Linked DNA regions of Mus musculus: region 1 is linked to region 2. The links are chromatin contacts, found by POLR2A ChIA-PET in ENCODE. All regions are on one chromosome and are shown on one strand. Each heading gives the region's core, a stretch centred on a gene start or an enhancer-like site at or near the end of the contact. The rest is flanking DNA. Distances are from core to core; before and after follow the strand shown. Region 1 holds the start of Cyp51 (cytochrome P450, family 51). Region 2 holds the start of Akap9 (A kinase (PRKA) anchor protein (yotiao) 9).

What was found. ChIA-PET counts read pairs that join two places held with the same protein, here RNA polymerase II (POLR2A).
Region 1: POLR2A ChIA-PET joins it to region 2 with 12 read pairs in Patski. The contact joins the promoter of Cyp51 here to the promoter of Akap9 in region 2. POLR2A ChIA-PET finds 5 or more read pairs at or near these places in 2 of 5 experiments (Patski and embryonic stem cell).

The regions. Positions count from the first base shown.
Region 1 is chr5:4,103,342-4,106,136 of GRCm38, reverse strand. It overlaps Cyp51 (cytochrome P450, family 51), which reads left to right and starts at 1,440. Exons shown (of 10, transcript NM_020010.2): 1 at 1,440-2,003. The coding sequence starts at 1,830.
Region 2 is chr5:3,926,855-3,929,554 of GRCm38, reverse strand. It overlaps Akap9 (A kinase (PRKA) anchor protein (yotiao) 9), which reads right to left and starts at 1,369. Exons shown (of 48, transcript NM_194462.2): 1 at 1,065-1,369. The coding sequence starts at 1,112. It overlaps Gm51438 (a long non-coding RNA gene), which reads right to left and starts at 966. Exons shown (of 2, transcript XR_003955841.1): 1 at 1-966.

The sequences.
Region 1 (2,795 bases), core at 191-2,690, 180 kb before region 2:
TCATTTTTTTTTAATAACACTGTACCTTTGATCTTTATTTAAGGGTTTTGATCTTTTAGGATTTCCATATTTGAGATTCCTAGTGTGCAATGTTAAGGCCCACTTGCCCACTGACAGATAACATCCTGGTATTCTGGAGTCTGTTGTTCATGTACTTTCACTTCCGTAGACAAGGTTGGTTGCACCAGCTGCACAGGAGGTGCTTGATGATACACAGGCAGGAGATGCATTGACTGGAAGGATGCTTGTCCCCAGTGGACTAAGGCTGGAAGCACCATAGCTTTGTGGGCTTGGCCTCTACAGGCACCTGTCTAATGTAGCTTGAGGCCATTCTTTGGGAATCATGGGTATGGACCTGGCCAGTGTCCATCTTCCTGGCCAGTATTAAATAAAGCTTTCTTTAATTGGATAATTGTGGAACTGGTCTTTCCCCTAGCAATTTTCAAGTTCAACAATGGCCTGAAGTCACTCCAGTAAGTCAAGACGTAGCACACAAGACAGGCTTAGAAATGAGTGAGCAAAATTCCTGTTGTAGATACTACTGCCAGAAATAAAGAGGCTCTTACCTACAGCAGTGACAATAAAAATGGAGTGTTACAAGATTTTGTGACTGATCTGAGGCAGGAGGATATTGGTATACAGCAGTGTCCATCCTATATAGACTTCCTACTAGGCACTTCCTACATAGGCAGGTGGCAGTCACCCTAGGGAAGAGGTAATGAGTGGGCTTCACTGACTGACTACGATAAAATGTGAGCTCTCTAGGTGGAATTATCTAGACGGTGGCTGGACCATCTTACTCATTCCTGGAGGTGCTTGCAGTTTTGCCAATCACTGCACAATCATCTCCAAACTTAGCAAAAAATCTAGCTCTTAACCCTGGTTAAATAAATAAATGTACCTGCCAAAGATCTGGAAGGAGGGTTAATTTGGAAACATGTCATCAGAGGTGCTTTATTTGTAGTGAGATCAGGGTAACTCCTGCTTCAGATCCAGCTATCAGAACAGGAGTTTGGGGACATCTGCCTCAGTTTACTTTATGGCCTGTATTTATTTTAAAAGACTTGTCTTGGTACAGCAGCACACCAAACAACTATCACTTGCTAGCAATGTGGCCCTACACGAACAACCTGTCAAGCAGATTGTACGGGTGATCCGATGGTCTCACCCTCCAGGTTGCATCTGCAGGAGTGTTTTTTTTTTTTTTCCAAGATTCGTGGTGCAGGGCTCACGAAGGGCTGGTCTCACAAAGCCCAGAGGTGACATCTCCGCGAATAGCCGCAGAGGCGGGCGCCCCACGGAGGGGGCGGTGCCCGGGCCGCCAGCTCTGCTGACGCCACATAGGCCGAGATCACCTCAGCAGCGCGTGGTGCAATCACAGAGCGCCTTCGCCTCTGCCGCTGTCCGCCACCAATCTGGTCCTGAGATCCCTCCGCCAGGCTCGTCCGTGCCCGCTGCCGGGGCCGTGCTCGTTAAGCACGCGGGACCTCGTGGTCTGCGGTTCTCGGGGCGCGATCATTTGTGCAGCCATCACTTTCTTCACCGAGTCCAAGTGCCACGGTAGAGCCTGCTTCCTCAGGTCCCCTCGGTGGCGCAAGAATCCCCGCACCTAGACGGAGGCGTGGCCACCAGAAGCCCCGCCCCGTCTGTGACGTCCTGGTGGCGCGCGAGCTGTCTGTGGGCGTGTGAAGGGCCCGGGCCAGACTAAGCCATCAGGCCGGGGCCGCCTCCCGACTTCTATCTGCCGGCTTCTCCTGCTCCATCTTTTCCGAGAAGCGGTGTGCGACCTCGGCCCCCAGCCTACCGGGCGGATCGAAGCGACGGTCGGGATGGTACTTCTGGGCTTGCTGCAGTCAGGCGGCTGGGTGCTCGGACAGGCGATGGAGCAGGTGACAGGAGGCAACTTGCTTTCCACGCTGCTCATCGCCTGCGCCTTCACTCTCAGCCTCGTCTACCTGTTCCGTCTCGCCGTGGGCCACATGGTCCAGCTGCCCGCTGGAGCGGTACGTGCACCTCGGGGTCCTCAGTCTGTGCCCCGGCTAAGCGGGCGGGCTCGGGGGGCGCTAGCGGTGGCGGGCGCGCGGGAGGCTGGGGTGGCGGCTGCAGACGCCCGTGCCTGATCTTTGCTGTTGTGGTGGTCTTTCTGGTCTCCTTGCTGGAACCTGAACTCGGGGGCTGTGCTGGCCGTCGCCGTTTCTGCTGTGATAGCGGCTTTGAACTTCTGGCTAGGATCCTACTTTGCAGCGTTTGTAGTCAGTGATGGATGTGCAGACTGGAGGCCTTGCTGGATGGATTTGGCTGGTCTGATTGCCTTGGCCATCCATGACTCTTAAGTGCAGAGCACTGTACTGACTTTACTGTTGGTTGTCAGAGGTGTTTGGGCTCTTTGTGAGGGCCTTGATGGCAAGTTAAGGGTAGCTGCATCCCCGGTGGCCATCACTCTTGATACTGCCCTGTGTGTTTAGTATACTGTGGGCTATTGGGCATAACGATGATTAATAGCAGTGTCAGGGAAATTGCAGACAGTTCATAAGTGACTTGAGAGTGTGGGAAGCGCTTTCCTGTGATGCTGTTAAAATACTGTTTCTCTAGTTTAGCGCTACACCAAACCACTAATTTCAAGCCTTCCAAATATAGTTCATGAATACCCTTGTAATCAACATTTGGTAGCTTTGAAAACCATCCCTTCGAAACTGACAATGGGATGTAAAAACTTAACCCAGCGTTAAGTTCCAACCAAGTTGCTTTAAAACTAATCTCTGAACCCAAGGGATCGATAGGCAGTTACTATTTCT
Region 2 (2,700 bases), core at 120-2,619:
TGCTATGATGAAACATCATGACCAAAGCAATTTGGAGAGGAGAGGGGTTTATTTAGCTTACAACACTTCCATATCACAGTTCCAAACTAACAAGTACAATAAGCTTAAAATATAACTTAATTATTCCCAGTAACAATAAGGTCTTAAAAAAAGGCACTATATCTTAAAGGTAACTTCATTTTTGGGAGCAAGGAGGTCCAAAGGTAAGCTCAAACAGGTAATTTTACAAAGAAATCATTCTATTCCATTCATAACAGTGTCAAATTATTTAGTAAGCCCACTGGAAGATGCCTACATATAAGTCTGGATTATACATGACTTGCCATACCCGCATACCCACACAAAATCAAACTTACCAAATACATAATAACAAATACATTATCTAAAACAGCAATTCTGTAGGTGTTTTAGTCTATGGAACCTTTCGATGCCCCGAAGTTCCATTCCACACATTACAAAAGAGCCTGCCATGACAAAGACCTCAAGCACGAATATACAAAGAACGGCAAAAACAAAAACAAAAAACAAAAAACAAAAAGAACGCCCCTACAGCCAAGTTCACAGCTGGCACTTGTGGCACACTCAAGACACTGCCGAGGCAGCTGTCACAGGCCAATCACACACACACACCAAGAGTGCCAGCGTGACACCTCAAGAAGGCAGGCTGATGGTCAGCGCAGGGGTGTTCCCGGAATAAAGAAAACCCTAAACCCTTGCTCCGGAAAGCACAAAGCCTGGCCGACTCCCTGAACTCCCTTCAGAAAGTGAAAGGGTGGTGGCTGCGAAGCAATTCCTTAGCAGTTAACAGCCGGGGTGAGAGGGGGTTTTGTGTGGCACCGGGGAGAAAGGAACCAAGCCGAGCGGTGCAGTCATCAGGTCTCCAGCAGCAGCAAGAGAGGGCGGCTCTTCAGCCCCAGCCGCAGCCCCCTAGCCCCAGCCGCAGCCCCGGCCCCGGCCCCAGCCCCAGCCCCAGCCCCGGCCCCGGCCCCGCGGCCCGGCCTCTCCCCCAGCCTCCGCCCCGGGTCACCGCCTCCCGACGCGGCCCGTGGCCGCCGCGCTCCTACCTTCGCCTTGCCGGCTGCCAGCTTCCTTTGCCTCTCCTCGTCCTCCATGGCGTCTGCAGGGTAGGCTGGGACGCAGTGGAGAGGAAAGATCTGTTTAGAAAGAGGCGGACAGAGCTCCGTGGCCACCCGGGACACGCTGGGCGCTCACCGGCGACTCGTGCCGGCCTGCACGGGCCCCGCGGTCACCGCCGCCATCTTCGTCTCCACGTAAACACACGGCGGCCGGCGGGGCGGAGCGGGCGGGCGGGCGGCCGGCGCAGCCGCGAGCGTGGCCCGGCAGGTGCTTGTGCGCGCCCGGCTTGACCGGGGCGGAGGGAGGGTCAGGGTCCGGCGGCCCGACACCCACTGCTCCGGGGACCCGGTGCTCGGAACACGCCGCGCTGCATTTCCAATTCCAAAGCGACCGCGGCCTCACAACAAGGAGCCGCAGTGGAAAGGGCGAGGGCGGAACCTCCCCCCTCCAACCCGGGGAAGCCTGATCCTTCCTTCACCCCAAATCCCTCCCTCAGTTCCCCCACAGGTTCCCTCTCAACCCATAGTCTTCTCCTTCGCCTTGCGCTGGAAGAGCAGCCTACGGTAGAGCCTTCTCCCAACTCTTTGTTCTCTGGAGTGAAGCTGAGACACTCCTAGGGGCTTCCTTCTCCTTGGCAACTGTGTTCCTAAGGAACTCGAATTCGGAATCTAAGTTGGGAACAAAGCCAGTCTACCCTAACTTTCCCTCCTCCAGCCCCCCATTAGTTATTTATTCACTTTACATCCTGACCTCAGCCCCCCTCTCCTCCCATCCCCCCCACCCCACCATGACCCCTCCTGGCTTACCTCTCTCCCCTTCACCTCTGAGGTAGACATTACCTCAGGTAAAGGGCTGGAAAAAGGTTTTCCAAGCAAAAGGGACTATGTTAACTTTGAACTTTAAAGACCTTAAAACAGCTATGGTTCTCTGACTTTACCTGGAGTTCTTGGACGAGCTGCCTAATATTTATGACTGCTCCTGGAATGTGAAAACACTCAAACCTTTGTCCTTTCTATTTCTTGAAATGGCTACTGTGAAAGATTATGCCCAATAAACTTTGTTACATTTTATTGAGCCGTGCTTATAAATCGATTCTTAACATCTTTCCTCCCCCACCTGCTCTGGCAATCCTTTCTTTCCCTTCCCTCACTCCCTCTTTCCCCTCTCCTGCCCCTCAAATCCATTTCTGGAGTGAACGAACCATTTTAGTGTCTCAGATTGAGCCTTTCTTCTTTGTTTTAACATAGGTTTGGACTGAAAAATTAGCAGGTAAGAACTAAAGATATTAGTTTAATCATAGAAGTAGTGTTAACTGGATATACATATGAAAGGGGGAGACTAAAAACCTTAGCTCTATCAGACACCAAAAATGTTTCTAGTACCTGTAATTTAGAAATCTTATATTTCAAACATAATTGTGCCAACCTAAAACAATCAAGTGTGTATTTGCCCCATTTTCTCAGCTGGAATTGGGGACGTGAGAACAGACACCTCATCATAAGAATAAAGGAAAGTAAAAGAGGCTGATCTAAGAGAGGCGTGTTTTTCTCGGGAGCCCTTTGTGGCTCCAGGTCTAGAATGAAGTGTTCTAAACTGCCTGGAGTTAAGTGATGCTCGGTTGAT